Linked DNA regions of Mus musculus: region 2 is linked to region 1. The links are chromatin loops, found by intact Hi-C in ENCODE. Cell type or tissue: heart. All regions are shown on one strand. Each heading gives the region's core, and the rest is flanking DNA. Links, peaks and the distances in the headings are about the cores only. Region 1 has its middle 8.1 kb from the start of Dmtf1. Region 2 holds the start of Sri (sorcin).

Evidence for each region. A loop is a pair of places that touch in the nucleus more often than their neighbours do. Peaks named below come from ENCODE experiments on the same cell type or tissue, not always from the same donor. Only the 100,000 strongest peaks of a DNase experiment are listed, where the experiment ranks them.
Region 2: a loop joins it to region 1, with 3 times the contacts of the local background. A loop is called at or near these places in 4 of 42 quality-filtered maps.

What each region holds. Positions count from the first base shown.
Region 1 is chr5:9,165,752-9,174,092 of GRCm38, reverse strand. It overlaps the pseudogene Gm24666. Among named protein-coding and RNA genes, the nearest start is that of Dmtf1, 8.1 kb to the right of the region's middle. In heart, for the core only: a CTCF peak has its summit at 4,330 (motif pointing left); no DNase peak of the experiment used is centred there.
Region 2 is chr5:8,053,075-8,061,415 of GRCm38, reverse strand. Sri (sorcin) reads right to left here and starts at 4,874. Exons shown (of 8, transcript NM_001080974.2): 1 at 4,777-4,874; 2 at 3,795-3,878; 3 at 1,994-2,063. The coding sequence starts at 4,827. It also overlaps the pseudogene Gm15730. In heart, for the core only: a CTCF peak has its summit at 4,800; DNase peaks (open chromatin) are centred at 3,145, 4,815, 5,475 and 7,395; H3K4me3 peaks cover 2,074 bases; H3K27ac peaks cover 2,854 bases.

The DNA of each region.
Region 1 (8,341 bases), core at 72-8,071:
GAAAACTCATGAATTCCCCTCTCCCAGCAGATAAGTAAGAAGTATAATTGAAGGGGAAGTGGGCACAAAGTCACAATTATACTTCTTGCAGCAGCCATAGAGTCAGTAATTTATGAGCACTTCAGTTAGGATTAATATAGTATTAGTTTTAGCCAATGATAAATGGATATCAGGTACGAATCTCTACCTTGGCTGAAATGTAGACTAAATGTGGCCAGATTTTAAGAATATTTCCAAATTTTTACTACTGTATTTTGTGTTCTGATCATGATTAATCAATGGGAAAAAAATGAATTGGTCAATTTCTACTCTTTCCAAAAGAGCCTGAAGAGACTATATAGTTTATCCTTTGAGTGAAAATTATACAACAGATGGACGACTAAGCACTTCTGACAGACTGAGACATGCCTAATTACAAAGTAATTCATTGCCTAATAAGCCTCATTACCCTTAGAAACTCTCAAGGAGAAAACTTAGCTAGACTCAAAGAAGCGTAAACCAAGCCTCATCACCCTAGGTAAGTCCCCAAGATGGAAAAATGATCTTTGTTAGTTGACTGGGCAAGGTTTAGATGCTCGGATTTAGACAAGTCAGCACACTCTTTAAATACACTGTAGAAGAGGAACTGAGACTGTGTCATCAACCAAGAACAATATCCTATCCTGTTTGAGCTGATAATAACTCTTCAGTCATCTGCCTAGATAGGTAAATTCAATCTACTAATTATTAGCATAGAGCTGTGAAGTCACTTCTGTAACTGCTTGAATTTGTAGTGACATACCAAAGGAATAACTAGTGTGTTTCAGTTATGCCTCAAACATAACTTTCTCCAAACTCCTGTAGAGGGGACTGGATTCAATATCACTGAGTTATACCTAATACCACTCTGATCTAATCTCTGCACCCCTGGAAGGAACTCAAGTAATTGTCTTTTAAAAATTTAGAGGCATCTTTACAGTCTAGGATATTCTACATATTGTTTATCTTCTAAAAACACTAGTAATTCCCAGGTACATATCCCTTTCAAACTCTACTTCCGTGATACAATGTTGAAGACAGAAATTCCAAGATTGAGTATAATTTTAGTGCAAAAAAATACTGCCTATCTGAGGTGACAGATATGCCATTTATGATATGACTATTACATTATCCACATACCACAGTAAATTCCACACACACACACACACACACACACACACACACACACACATATATACATATATATATATGCACACACACATATATACATACATATATATATATATACATACATATATATTTCATGCAACTATTTCGTTTCACATATGACTAAGAGCATATGGTTCTTGTCTTTCTGCGTCTTTTTATTTCACCTAACATAATGTTTTCCAGTTCCATCTATGTTGTCGCAAGTGACATTTTAATTTTTATGTTGAGTAGTATTTTTCCCACATTATCTCTCTTCACTTACTGTTCATGAAAACTTGGCTAGTTTCTGTTTTTTGGCTATCATGTGCAGCAGTACAGTAACTATGAGGGTCAATGTCACTTTGACAGGCTGATTACCTTCCCTTCCCTTTGTATCCCTGTAGTAGGACTGCTTCATCTATTCTGTTCTCTATAACACTTAATCTAATTTATATTCCTATCAACAGTGTGCAAGGGTAAGGAATACTGAAATTCTCTAACTCTTAATTTTATCAAAATGTTGTTATGGTAAAAAAGACAGGTAGGGACACATAGTCTCACTTATATCCTCTGCATCAGTCAGCCACTAGAGAGTACTTTACTTACGGTTACCACTTCAAACAACGTGCTATGATGTATAGGGCATTGTTGTATTATTAGATATGTTTCCTTCAGTTGATTAGCAATGCAATGCTAAGATGGAATGAGTTTCCTCTCAGAAGAGAGTCAAGAAAGTTTAATCAAGATCAATAATGTCATTAATAGAGAATGACACCACCTCATACAATTCTTTGGCAATGTTAAAGAAAAGAGTAAAGCATCATGCGAAAGAGGCTATGTAAAAACAAGCCAACAACAGCCAAAAACACAGCCTATCTAGTGCAGTGGAATAGAGAAAGGAAATCCACCTTATTTCAGGTAGTGCCTATGATAGCCTTTTATCTTTCTACACCAGGTTGAACCAATACAAAGAACAAAGTTCTACAAACCTTCATTTGAAATATAAATAGATACAGGGGAAAGTTAGCGATTTTCCTTACTGTTGAAGTCACTTATTTCCTTACCCAGGCTTATCAAACAGCTGTAGTACTGAGACAATGACTATAACTATAAAATATGATTGTGTGTGTGTGTGTGTGTGTGTGTGTGAGTGTGTGTATTCTTCAAGTTTCAACTGATGGCCCATTGAAATGCCACATTTCTAATCCTGTTAGTGCAATATCATTCAATTAGGTAACTGTATATTATTTGTCTTCACTACCTACTTAATATGCAGTGTAAAAAAGCATTATGCTTTGAAGTTTAATTTACTATGGTTATATTTAATACAATATAGACATTCATAAATTACTAGAGAAGTATTAAAACCCAGGTTGAGATTTGCAGAGATGGCTTAGTTGGTAAAGTGCTGGCCACAGTATAAAGTTATAAATTTTACTGTCACTATCATGTAAAATCAAAACAAAATATCAGGGAGTTAAGGGAGGGCACCTCTAATAGGTACCTATGCGTGTGAAGGAAGCAGAAAGAGGAGGAACTTTGGGCTCACTGACAAGTCAGTCTAATCAAATTAGTGAGCTCCAGGTGAGTGAGGGAGCCAGGCTAAAAACAAAACAGAGAGTGATGGAGAAACACACTTGACCTCCAGTCTTCACATGCACCCACTTGCACCCCTGGACATATGATACACACACAAGAACACTCACATGCACACACACACACACACACACACACACACACACACACACACACGTCAGCAGCAGCATCACCGTCATCATCATCAAACACAACAGTTCTATTGTCCCATGATTGATGTTTTGTGTAAAAACAAATGATCTCTAATACCTCAGAAGACAGGCAACAACTCACAATACCCTAACTAAACAAGAGCAATGGACGTTGACCATCTTTTCTAATATTTGCAGTTTGGCTTCATGTAAAGGCAGCAAGTAATTTGATTCATATACTGTCATCGTTTCTCATCAAGTTAATTAGGAAAACGTTTATAGACAGTTGCTGTGATGTAGTAAACTGGCATCTTAAACACAAGATATTGCATGGTATGATCTAGGTATGTCACTGTAGAGGAGTGGTTCTGATACTCTGATTTAATCAAGAATCTGCGAGTACTGATGCTGAAGTTCCTTGTCTCCAATTGGTTCTTGATCAATCAATAAAGATGCCAGTGGCTAATGACTGGGCAGAAAGAAAGAGGACAGATATCCAGGTTCCTGCAGGCTATGAGAGAAGAGGAGAATTGAGATACTTAGTGGGGAGAGGGACAGAACAGACTCGGAGCTGCAGGGAAGATCTTCCAAAATGTAGGTGTAAAAGGAAAGTGGCCCATGGGCTTAAGAGAAGGTAAATAGGCGACCAAGCGAAGGGCAGATTTTAAGGTGTTGAGCTAAGAGTAAAGGTAACTGGACAACCAAACTGAGAGCAGATTTAGAGGTGTTGAGCTAGGAGGAAAGATAACTGGGCAGCTAATTTGAGGGAGGATTATAGGTGTTGTGCTAGGAGTAAAGGTAAGGGAAAGATAGAGAGCCCAGACACAGAGCCAATAAGGCAGGTTACAATGATCGTGTGTGTGTGTGTGTGTGTGTGTGTGTGTGTGTGTGTGTGTGTGTCTTTCATCTGCAGATCCAAGATAGTTCCTGGGCGTGTGTGCACATGCAACCAAGTGGTAACACAAAGCAGACAGCCAAAAACTACCAGCAACATGTCACAATGTGAGCTGTCCCCTAGAATGTAGATGCTATGAAGGCAGAATTTTCATCTATCTTGAGTGTAACCATAGTCTCTGTGTCTAAAATAATGCTCAGCACTAAGGAGGTTCTCAGGAATATCTGCTAAATAGAATGAGTGAGTACACATATCATAAACGTGTGAGCTCCTAAAAGCGGTGAAGGCACCCACTTCCTTCTCTTCTGCTGCACATGAAACGGACTGAAAGAAATGAGCAGCAATCTGCAACACATCTTTGCCTTATTTGGATTCAGAGCACAAGACCTACTCTTAGGGTTTTATTATTGAGTTTGGGCCTGAGTTCTTTTCTGTTCTATACATATCACTAGCAATTCAAGCCTCCATAATTCCATCTACTGGTAATGCTACTACTCTGAAAAAGATCTCACTGAACAATGGAGACACCTGCTGGTTAAATGATATGCTTTAAAATGTCACATCTAATCAACAAGAATTAACCAGCAGATGTGACATACTGTTAAAACTGACCTTCCTTTTGAAAAATAGTAAATGACAGCATTTATTTTCTTTCTTAATATGGTGATACTCAAAAAAAAAAAAACAAAAAAGACTGTGTTCTGCAACAATATGAACTAACCAGTACCCCGCCTGTCTCTAGCTGCATATATATCAGAAGATGGCCTGGTCGGCCATCACTGGAAAGAGAGGCCCATTGGTCGTGCAGACTTTATATGCCTCAGTACAGGGGAACGCCAGGGCCAAGAGGTGGGAGTGGGTGGGTGGGGGAGTGGGTGTGGGAGGGTGTGGGGGACTTTTGGGATAGCATTGGAAATGTAAATGAAATACATACCCAATAATAAAAAAATAATAAATAATAAATAAATAAATAAAGACTGTGTTCTGCAGACAGGTACTACTGCAAAAAATGTTTAGTTTTTTTCTAATTCTTTAGTTAAAGACAATTTTTTTAACTATCCAATAAGTTGAAATATTGTGTCATATGCTGGCAAATTAAAGCTCTCACATGATAGAGGTGGGTGATATATCTTCTTGGCTCTGTCAGGGCATGTGCTCAGCTCTAGTCTTACGAATACTGTTCTTTAAACTGATAAGAACAGATACCACACTTGATCTTAGACAAAAGGCTGAGAAGTGATATAGTGCCTTTAAAAAGAAGGAAGTTCTGCAACATCTAACAACATGGATAAACTTTGCATATATGATGCAAAATGAAGTTAGTCAGCCACAGAAACAAATACATTATTGTACTTAAATAAAGTGTCTAAAATAGTCAAACTTGTAGAATCAAAGATTCATAAAATCAAAGAGCAATATTGTAGTCACAAGGGATTGAGGGAAAGAGGAAATGGGAATTACTTATTAATGGGCATAAAATCTTAAGATAGATAACTAAGGTCCAGAAACATTCTGTACAGGATTGAACACATACAGTGTGTGTGTGTGTGAAAGAGAGAGAGAGAGAGAGCGCTCATACATTAATACTAAATTAAGTGCTTCATGGTTATACTAAGTCATATTAAGTCATAGGGCTTCATACATTCATACTAAAAGAATTTAGCAAGATGGTTGATCTTATGTTCTTTCCAAAGGCAAATAAATTTTAAAGTCAGGTAATATCTGAACAGGACTTGATCTATCACTTGCATGAGGTGTGCCATTGTTATTTTGTGCTATATAGGAAAGTAACTTTCTATAAATATGTTTTTATTGCACTATTACGGACAAACATCTTCCATCTCCCAGCCCCTTTTGTGATATTTGTGCTCATTTTTCTAGGCTCTGCTTCAATCCTTTCTCAGCAAGGCCTGATGTTCTCTGTGTACAGTATAATTTCATACTATCCCTGCTTTACTCCTCACTGGATAGAAGTGTATGAAACCTTAGACCTCCATTCCCATGACAACTGAAATTTTCCAGTTGTTGAACAACTGGAACATGTTTCAACAATTTTCTTTCTTAATAACCCAATCACTCTCAGCATCATCTACTGCAAAAGAAAAGGAACTGAAAAGGGCAAAGGGAGGTTTTTTTTTCCCCCAGGTTAAAGAATTAGAGTATAGAAATGAGACAGAGACACAAAAAAGGATTTGGAGAAAAAGGGTTTTGGGCTGGAATTCATTTACAGCCCAGAGGAAAGCCTTCCTGGAGAATCTGAGCCAGAGTGAGGTGGGGGCTGCACAGAGCAAACTGCTCATTGCTGCACAAGCATTAGGGTCCCCATCAGTTCCCCCAAAGCTTTGGGATGCCAACAGCATAGTAACAGGATTCATACACTGTACAGAAAGAAAAATTACAGAGGATTTTCCTTTTACTTTGAAAAATATCTTTTGTCTGTAACATACCATCTACTTCCATGTTTGAATACATAGTAAAGAACATGAAACAGAATCCACACCTTCGTAGTCCAGATACTTTTATATTAATGACTTAACTTTTAAAAAGAGAAAGTTAACGTATATGGGGACCTGTGCCTGTAACACTAGCATTCAGGAGACTGAGGCAAGAGGATCCTGACTTCAACAACAGTCTCAGCTCTGAGGAAGAGCAGGTCTCAAAATCAAGTGGAGTGGGGGTGGCGACAGCGGTGAAGAGAAGAGAAAACAGTAAGGGAGGAAACGCCATCAGCACTGAATCCACAATGACGTTCATGAATCTTATCCAACACAGGGAACACAGGAAATCACACAGAGCAAAAGCCATTAGTAAGCTGTAAATGTTTTTATGCCATAATTTCTGCTTGGGACGGCAATATTTCTCATCTTTATTTTTTCTATAAGACACCTAAACCCTACTTAAATTCAAGTATATTTAAAATCTTATGCATAATCTCACTGCACTCTGACTAAGAAGAAAAGTAGGTGTAACTACAGACAGGTATTCTGGAATTCAAATCACATTCTAGAAAATCTTTATAATAATTATTCAGGTTAAAAGTCTAGAGGTATTACTGTAATGCTAGATTTACATTTTAAATATCATTATTATGACTTATCATGTTTTGTTATGCTTCCTTAGTCAAAACTCCCAATCCAAGGCAGTTGGTAAAAACTAGAATTTGTCTTCCCAATATCAGGTGATGTTGAGTCCTGCACGGTCCTGCATGGAAGAGACAGTGTGACATGTTTTCTCGACCCTGGAGCAGATCCAGGAGGGTGTGGGTCTCCATGAGTGTTGAGGATTGTTGGGCACGAGGCTTGTTTGTATAAAAATATGTAGATATATTAGTTCATGTTTCTCCTTCAGGAAATAGTCTCCCAGCCAAAGTTATTGGGAAAAATTTTCCCTGACATGATTAAAGGGGAATGTCCTCTCTACCAAGGTTAATGACTCCATAATAATCAGAAACAGCACGAGTCTGAGAGGTGAGGGTAGGTCTATGTCCTTAGCCAAAAAAAAAAAAGTAAACATGTGACCTTCAGGACAGTCCTTCAGGCTATGGGAATGAACTCTGAAAACATGAGTTCAAAAATATATAATTTATCGACTGTGCAAAATATAAGGATGCAATATGAATCATAGGAAGGGCTTCATGGACCTTAAAGAACCGAGGCAGCTGCACTACGTGCCAGCTCTTCAGAAAGTTAAAAAGAGCCGGCAGATACAAAGGTGGGCGGATTCCTGAGTTCAAGGTCGGTCAGGGGCTCAGTGAATTTAGGTCCAGGCAGGGTCAGAATGGTAATCTCTGGATGGGATGCCACCCAGATAAGTTTATTGTCTGTGCTTACAAAGGTAAGCAGTTCTCTGAATTCATTTGCAATGTTTAAAAAAAAATGCGCTTGTTGTCATTTTTTTTTCCCTCAACCCGGGGCCCTGTTCCTCCACCACCACTGCATTTTTTTTTCCAATCAGTGGGCTGGGGACAAGGAATGTTGATTTGTGGGCTAGTCAAAATGGAGGCAGAAGTAAATAACTAAACTGATATGTAAATAAAAGACTGGGCTTTGGTCTTTGAGAGCTGAGCTATCTCAATGAGCTGTCTGGAGATCTACAGAGAAAATTGTCTTAAACAATAATCTTTCCTCGCCTTTCTGTTTTCCAGACAGAAATAAATTTTTTTCTCTACTTTATTTGAAATAAAAAATAAGACCCCTATCTGAAGGATCCCATTTCAAGGGCCATAAAAAAATAATGCCATACACCAGCTACTCTGATTATTCTTATTCTTAAATTGCATTTATTCCTAAGATAGGCAGGGAATTTCACACTGAGCATAGTTGCTTACGGCTGAGGGCATTTGGTTCTTGGGAAGTAGTCAGCCCCACACTTTGAAGCACAGGCTCAAGTATCTAATCATAGCTGGCTGCTGTTGGGGAAGTTTTGTGAGGCTAGGGGTTGTCACAAGAAAACATGCAGAAATTTTCCACCCACAGCGAAAATTAACAGTCTCCTATGGGAAGTTATAAAGCACAACTAGACTAGCCTGATCATACTGAGTCTGCTCCACACT
Region 2 (8,341 bases), core at 209-8,208, 1.1 Mb after region 1:
TGAACTCTCCCATTTCACCAACAACCAGGCAGGATCTCCACAGGGAATTTGTCACTTCCATAACTAAACCACATTCCATCTGGGTCTTTCATATATACCATTCTATATGCCTGAATTCTGTACCTACACTCTCCCCACTGGCATCATTGTGGCTGGGCTTTGTTTCTTCTTCAGCCTCGGTACCAACTCTGCAAGCTCACTCCTATCTAGCGTGACCATGCTGGTTACCATCCCAGCCTCAGTACTTAACCCGGGGACCTTCAGCAGGTGGAACTCTTTCTGCACACCCAGTGTGACTGGCCATCAAAATATGGACTGGTTGGTTGAAGGGATGAATTCTCATCCCTGGATAAGAGCTGTAGTTTAGTGTAGAAGTAACCCTCATTTGTAAAGGCTAAGGGGAAATGTAGATTATTACTTTTAATAAGACTATTTTGGGGGGCTGGTGAGATGGCTCAGTGGGTAAGAGCACCCGACTGCTCTTCCGAAGGTCTGGAGTTCAAATCCCAGCAACCACATGGTGGCTCACAACCATCCGTAACGAGATCTGACTCCCTCTTCTGGAGTGTCTGAAGACAGCTACAGTGTACTTACATATAATAAATAAATAAATAAATTTTTAAAAAAGACTATTTTGGGGTTTTATTGATATTTAAAAGTTGTATATAGTTTCAAAATTATCCATGTGGTGTTTTCCCAGTACGCTGGTTCTCTACACTCTACCACAATATCTCAGCCATCTTTTCTTCCAGAGAAACAATGATTCAGGCCTAGCAAGGAAGGATGCCCCTCCCTGGTTCCGTCAAGCTTCTTGTCGAGGAACCACCAAAATCAAGGAAAGGAAAATATGAATTTCCATTTTGGAGACTGGAACTCCTCCCATTGAGTCCCCCTCTAGTGATGACTGGTTCTGATCTGTAGTATCCCACTTGCACCCTTCCACTTTCAAGTCTGTGGCCGATGATTTGGAATCTCTGTTTAAAAGATTGGCGGCTGTACAGCTTCTGTACATGGGAACAAGAGAAAGCCAGTGTTTTAAAGGTGGCCATCTAGAGAACACAGCACCTCCAACAGCTGAAAGTGCCACTGAAAATCCTAAGGTCTGAGTTCTAAGCATTTTAACTTATAGCTTACTATGACGTTGAGGTGTCCATTTGATGTTCTGCTTTTACTAACAAATGCGAAGAAGTTAGAAGGGGGCACAATTGAGCTAAGACACTATTATTTGTCCCAGACACTTCTCTTGGTCAAGATTAGATTTGAACAAAACAAAACAAAACAACTAACCAAACAAAACCAGAGTACGTGGGATAATGAGCCCCAGCCAGAATTCAGCATCTTTGCAACGTTTATTTCCCTACTTGCTTCCTGGAGCACAGTTTGGAGAAGTCAGGACGGTAGGCTATGTGACAAACAGTGGGGCTGCACATACAGCCTGCAATGAATGGAGGACGGAGCAGAAGGCTGGCATGGAGTGAAAGCAGGAAGCTTTCCTCAGCATGAACACATCTTCTCAGGTGACAGAAAGAATGACCTTGGCAGTGTCATGGCCTGCAAGTGTTTGTATTACCAGGGAGTAAGCCCAGAGCCCAGAGATCAGACAGCAAGACTGGCCACTCTCTCAGTGCCACCAGAGTTAGGATAGAACAAGCACTTGGTAGAATCAGTGGTACCTGTTAGCACTTAGCATTAACGATACCTGACCCAGTGGATTCCATTTCAGCACCCTAACTTGTCCTCTGAGTGGGAGGCCACCCAAATGGTCTCACTGGTTCCAATGGTCCTGGAATACAAGGAACCCAAATCCAAGAAGTCCACTAACCTCTCTGGTAAACTGAAATGGCTTGTTAGGAACTCTGCTCAATTAACTTTTTAAAAATAATAGCTTGGTGGATGAGAAGAGTTTGATTTCTTTAAAGGAACAATCGCAGTTCACAGCTGAAGTACAGAGAACAAGAGTATTGTTAGACAGATCCTAAGACCACGAACTTACGCTTGTATCCTCCCGCAATGCCAGACTGTGTTAGGCATCTCTGCAATTCGTCAGCATCAATTTGTCCGTCCTTTAAAAAAATACAAACAAAAACCAGGAAAGGAAATCAGGGTGGTGACTTGCACTTTCAAGCCATTAAGCAGCATTTAACAAGAGAAAATAATTATATGTAGCATTTCTTTAAAGGAATGCCTTTCAAAATTCTTCTTATTCTAATTCCAAAAATAATTCAATGGTGAGAGAATAACTGTCATGACAACAGTCTGCATTCAGTTTGAGCCAAGGAACTATCAAAATCAATCATTTTAAAATTAGTTAACAGAATTGTTTAAAAACATATCCCTCCAACCCTTTTTTTTGAAAGAGGGGGGAAGTAGGGTATATCACAGAGTTGTAGGCATCAGTAAATACAAGGCCTGGTCCAAGGAGAAAGAGGCTCTTGGACCAGTTTGACTCAGCAAACAGGGTCTTCCAAGCACAATTATATAGAAAAGATACAGGGTACCAATACCTACTTACTGGTTGACTGAGGTCAGAATAAGACACATGACATTTTTATGGATTTTAAATAAAATATATAAATCCAAGTTGGTGAGACTCATTAAGTTATAATTAGGAACAAGATCAATAATTTGCAAGAAGATGAATGTGTGGACTAGAGGCCAGCACTGCTGAAAGTCAAGCAGGTGGAGTCACTTACATGCTGAAGACACTGGCAATCTAAGAATGCTTGTCTTGAGGTGTGCTATGTCTTGTGGTTTCAAAAACACGGATCGATAACATATTAAGTAGACACTCGAGAGGAAAGTCTCCCAGTCTTCGACTCAATTTTCCATTCAAATTCTCCGAGCTCTGTTTCTTAGAGTACCACTTCTTCCAAGGTGGCCGTAGAAGTTTGCTTAGCATATTCTAGAGCATATCTGTTTGTTTGTTTGTTTGTTTGTTTGCTTGTTTTTTCAAATCATCATTTCCTTCTTTTGGGCTCTTGTTTAAAACAAGTCTAAGGTGACTAAGAAGGGAGGTCCCCTCTGGACACATCTGGATTATGTCCACAGAACACTTACAAACACACAGTGACCTTGCAACCTAGGAACATGTCCTTCCCCACAATAGCCATAGGCATCGGTCATAACTCTCGGAGGGAGGAAGTAGGTCTTAGGACTTGGGACTAGCTGACCTGCATTCCCTCCGTGGGTCATCTGGCCACATCACCTAATAAGGACATGGAGCGCTAGCTCCAGAGAGCACCTGCCCCTGGGTGGAGGCTACCTTCCGAATACTGATAGCAACTCTTGTGCTTGGAAGCCGATGCTTCTTTACAGCTCTTCTCTACTTCCTTTGTGGGTAAATGATTAATTATCGAATTCAACTGAAAGTAGCTAACTATCATAATTGGGCCATAAAATAATTAATTACTAATATTTGTCTTTAGGTTAGGCAAGCAGAGGTTTTATGTTCAGATCTTGAATTTCTTCTCTGTAAGCAGCCCTTGTTCTATCCTGACAATACAAGTGAGGAGGTATACACTTTGTAGATCTTCAAAGTATATTTATATTCCCCCTTTGGGTCAGTCTAATCCCAGTCCAATCACAAGCTTTGAACTGATCTATTATTGATACAGGCAATACTCTGTCCAAATTTGTCCAGATCTAAAATAAAGACTGTTTTAGTCTTCCTTTCCTTTTACCTTCTTTCAGGCAAAGGGACTCATTTCCAGAGCAAAGACTGTTTTTGTGCCACTGCACTAAATGCTAACACAAACAGAACATAACAATTCTTCAGTATTGAAGGAAAGGCTAACCTGTCCAGCCACAGCAGCAAAGTAACCATATAGCGGATCCTGAGTTTGTCCAGGGAACGCAGGCCCTCCGGGAGCCCCACCATACTGTGAAAAAGAAAAGAAAAAAAAAAAAGGTAAAGGCATCAGAGAGAATTGAATTTATCTTAACCATCCAAGGCTTTTGTACAATTGACGCCTGTGCGACCTTCACAGTCTCTATCTTCCCCACCACCTTGACTCAGCTCAGTGACCCACCAGGCTTGTCCACTCCTGCTCCTGACATCTAAAAGCTGGAGACTTGGTCCAAAACAAGTTTCATGAGAGTGATGGCCACTAAACGCAGACCCACTTTAAAAATCCCTATTAACCAGCTTACAGAGGTCAGTGCACCGGAAGCAACCTGGTGGCTAGGCTTAGGACTGTTTTCCTGTTGGTTTTTACAGCCTTTGCGGTGTTTTTGAAGTACTTGAAGTACTAAGTAAGGCTGGAGTTAGTACAGGGCTGACAGGTGTGGCTTGGGAAGAACAGGGATGGCCGGCCCGGTTATATCTAAAATGAGGGTCCCTCTGTCTCTGACAGTACACCTCCCACATCTGCCTAAGTGGTCTTCCTCTAGGACTTCAGCTCATTTCTCCAGACTTTCTGGTCTCCCTGTCACTTTCTTTTCAAGGGAGTGACCACAGAACCATTCTAGATCAAGATGGCTGTTGTTGCTTTGGGGACATTCCGAGAGAGCAGGAAGTCAACACCAACTTGCACTATCTCACGCCACATATCCGAGTTACAGAATGGGCTTCCTGGGTCGCAGCCCACCCACCGGTGGGCCCTGGAAAGGCCCTTGGAAGAGATGGGGAAGAAAAATGGAGCCAAGGCTGGACATCAGGGTCCAGGCGAGCTCGCAGGGAGCATCTGGGACCGCCCGCGACGCCTCCTCCCGCTCGTCCGTGGCGCCTTCCAGTCTCGGGAGACCAGAGGCTGCTGTGCCCTCGTCCGCTGCACTTACCCCGCCTGGGTAGTACCCTCCGCCCGCGCCAGGGTGCCCGGGATACGCCATGGTGCAGACTGCGCCTCCGCCCTGCCTGTCTGCTGCTCCGCCCGTCCGGCCCAGAGCCGCCCCGGAGCGCACCACGCCGCCCCGCGGGGGCCGCCGCTCGCCGCCACCCACCCCGATCGCCCCGCGGCATCCCGAGTGCCGCCCGTTCCCTGCTGCCTCTGTGCTGTGTCAGCGCCGTCTGCGACCCACACTCGGGCGATGACCCAGGACCCCAGACGAGTTTATATCAGGACCCATTCTCCCTCTCGACCTAGTGGCACATTCCGACATCCACGCACAGCTAGGGGAGGGTTTTTTCCCCCCTTCTTCCTACTGTGCTATTTTGTAGAACATTTACTATTTACACCGGGTTGTTGGGTAGAGAGGACGGGATAAGAACGCTATGCACAACTGTAGGGAAGGGGAGAACAATTCCAGTGGGCGAAGGAGACACTTTACAAAATAGGAAAAAAAAAACTTTGAAAACCTGATGAAAACTTCTGAACCATGCAAGTGGGCTTTTAGCTTTGACTGAGGGTGGCCTGTTTCTTTGCCAACCGTTTAAGCTGAGTGTAGCTCAGGTGCGATTGCTAGGCGTGGGTGTGTGGGGTGGGGTAGAAGAGGGCAGTTTCTAGGCAGGACAGCCTCACCCAGGTCATTCATAGGAAAGTGAATTGTTTAATTTTCTGGATGATTCGAATAGAAACAACCCCAGTGGTGAAGCTTCCTGGAAAGGATGTGAAACTCACGTGGGTTGTTCAGATGTTTCACGGCTTCTTTTTTGTTTTTTGGTGCAATTGCAACAAGAGGTAATTGTTTGCTGGCTCCGGACTGTTAAGGACTGAACAGTGTTGGTTGGTCGATGTTTTGTTTGTTTGCTTTTGACTGTTTGCTCTTACTCTTTCCTTTTGAGATCCAGGTTCTCAGGGTAGCCTCTCATGGCCTCAGCCCCAGATGAGAGTCACCAACGGTTGCCTGCTTTATTGTTATTATTATTATTGTTGTTGTTGTTATTATTAATTTATTTTTATTTTTAATGACGAAACAAAAATATACCTAAAAGCGAAGCTTCTGGAAAAACCATTTGTTCATCCCTGTCTTGTATCGCTCCTCAAACTTGACCTTGGCCTCCCGCCTGACCTTGCGTTTGTTTCAAAGCTGGGTCCCTGAACACATCCTTGTTGACAACAGTCTTGTTCAAGGGGATATCCACAGAGTACCTTGTGGGCATGAGGTGGTTGTAGTTATAAACTTTCACAAAGGACTTGATCTTGGATCGCTTGGCGATTTTCTTCTTGCCCATGGCAGCTGTCACTTTTTGGGGATAGCGGTCAATTCCAGCCACCAGGGCATGGCTGTAAGGGCGGTCCAAGAAGCCATGGTCAATGTTCTTCACGATGACGGCTTTGCGACCGGAGTAGCATCCGGCCAGGACCAGCAACACTTTCCCGGGTTTCATGAACTTGCCCATCTTGACAGCAGGCAGCGGTACCCAGCAGAAAGGAAAGGAGGGCACTTCCGCTCTTGGTTTTGTTTTTAACATTTTGAGAAACACTTTAATGAACAAGACTGACCATAGTGTGTGACCAAGTTCTCTTTGGATACATAAGCTCCAAAACAGAAAGTTCTAAATAGCGAGAAACAATTCCAATAGTCCTTGTGATCACGTAGCAAAGGTGTAGCCTGTTTTACGTCTGCTTCTGGAGATAAAATTACTGTTCTCAAATACCATGGTCTTTGATTAGGCATTCTGAGGTTTTGTCCTGTAGTTTGGAACTTTAATCGGCTAGGTGAACAGGGCTCAACTCACACTTGAATTTAAGCTCTTTCAGGACTCGAGTTTGAAAATATCACAAAAAATATGTGTCACCAATAAAGCATTTGTGACTAATGCAGGCTTCATTTTATGGATAAGCGACTACATTAATTGTCACATTAGGAGACATTAGACTCTGGTTACTCCTCCCTTAAGAAGTGAATTTTAATGGAGGGCTGTAAATGAAATCCTTACAGCGATTGCCAACAAATTAATGATGAAAACAAAGATAAATTACACACACACACACAGTAATTAATGAGTGTCAGACCTTCATAAACTTTGCCTATTTGTGTAGTCCTCACAAAGACCTGTGAGATAGGCGCTTTTGTTATGCAGTTTTATGCAGTTGAGAAACGAGAGCTGAGACAAGACAAAGAAAGGAGGATATGAATTCAGAGCTGGGCTATGGTGCTAGGTACTCTAGCTCCGCCCCCGGGGTGGGGGTGGAGGTGGGGATGGGGGAGAAAATGTCCAGATAGTAAATATTTTCCATCACATGCTCCCTATAGCAACTTCTTGGCTCTCATAGCCTGGTGGTGTCTAAGGATAGAACACAGGTCAACAGTGTGACTGTGATCTAGAGCAACTTCATTCACTGAACTTCATATCGTTGTTGAATGTCAGAATAACTCTATTCCTCCTATCTTTTAAAGACAGGAAGAGATGTCATTCCTAGCTCTCAGATGTTCTCCCAAAGAGGCAGGCCAGATGTGGCCCTCAGGGAGCAACTTGTGAACCACGGCCAGCTTATGACTCAGGAAGTATGGCCCTTAGCAAACAATTTTGCTGGTTTTAGGATAAAGTCTACTGTATTGGTAGATGAGTCACACCAAGGAATGGTGACTCCCCAGTGTAAGAGCCTGTGATTAAAATGGCTACGTCGGAATCTGCCCATTGGTCAGTGAGACATGTGAGAGGAACAGGGTGAGACCATGGCTTGCCTGTCTCCCACCCTGTGTACTCTCCAAGAGTGGCTTGCATATGTCGTATGACAGGCTATCCTTTCAATGTTTATGCATGCGACACAAACCCTGTTATTCACAGACTAAGATTATGGAACCTAAGCAAAGGATAAAGATTCAGTATCACCATTGCAAAGCTGAAGTGTGATCATCTTTCATGGCTTTCGTATTTATTTTCACAGAAGGCGTGGAGAGGGAATGAAATAGGCAACTTCTCACATTCTTGGCATGTGCCAAGTGTCATGCTAGACGCTTCCTTATGACACTACACTATCAGAGGAATTTGTAATTGTGTTTTAGAGATTAGGGAACTGAGTAGCAAGTAACTTTCCCAAGGTGTCCTACCAGGCTTTTACTCTCAATGTAAGTTGAAGGCCTAAGTTTTTACAATAAAAAACAGACTATAAAACACTAAGCTACACTCATGCTTTTCCCTAGGGGAGAACTTCCTGAAGCATTAGGACAATACAGAAAAAGAACCCAAGAGACAGAGAAACTTCACAAAAATCCTCATGTCTGCCTTCACAAGATCAAGTTACCTCATCCCTAAGTAGGACCTATAAAAGATGACAGCCGCCCCGACCCTCTGTCATTTTAATTTCGAATCAAATTAAAAACCTCAGTGGAATAAGATCACCTTCTTAGCCCTATATCTCCAAACTATGAGTCCAAGATACAGGCACTGCCATCCATGAGCCATCTGAAGAAACTCAGCAACAGAGCACCATGCTGTGTATTTATACAGAAGAGGGCT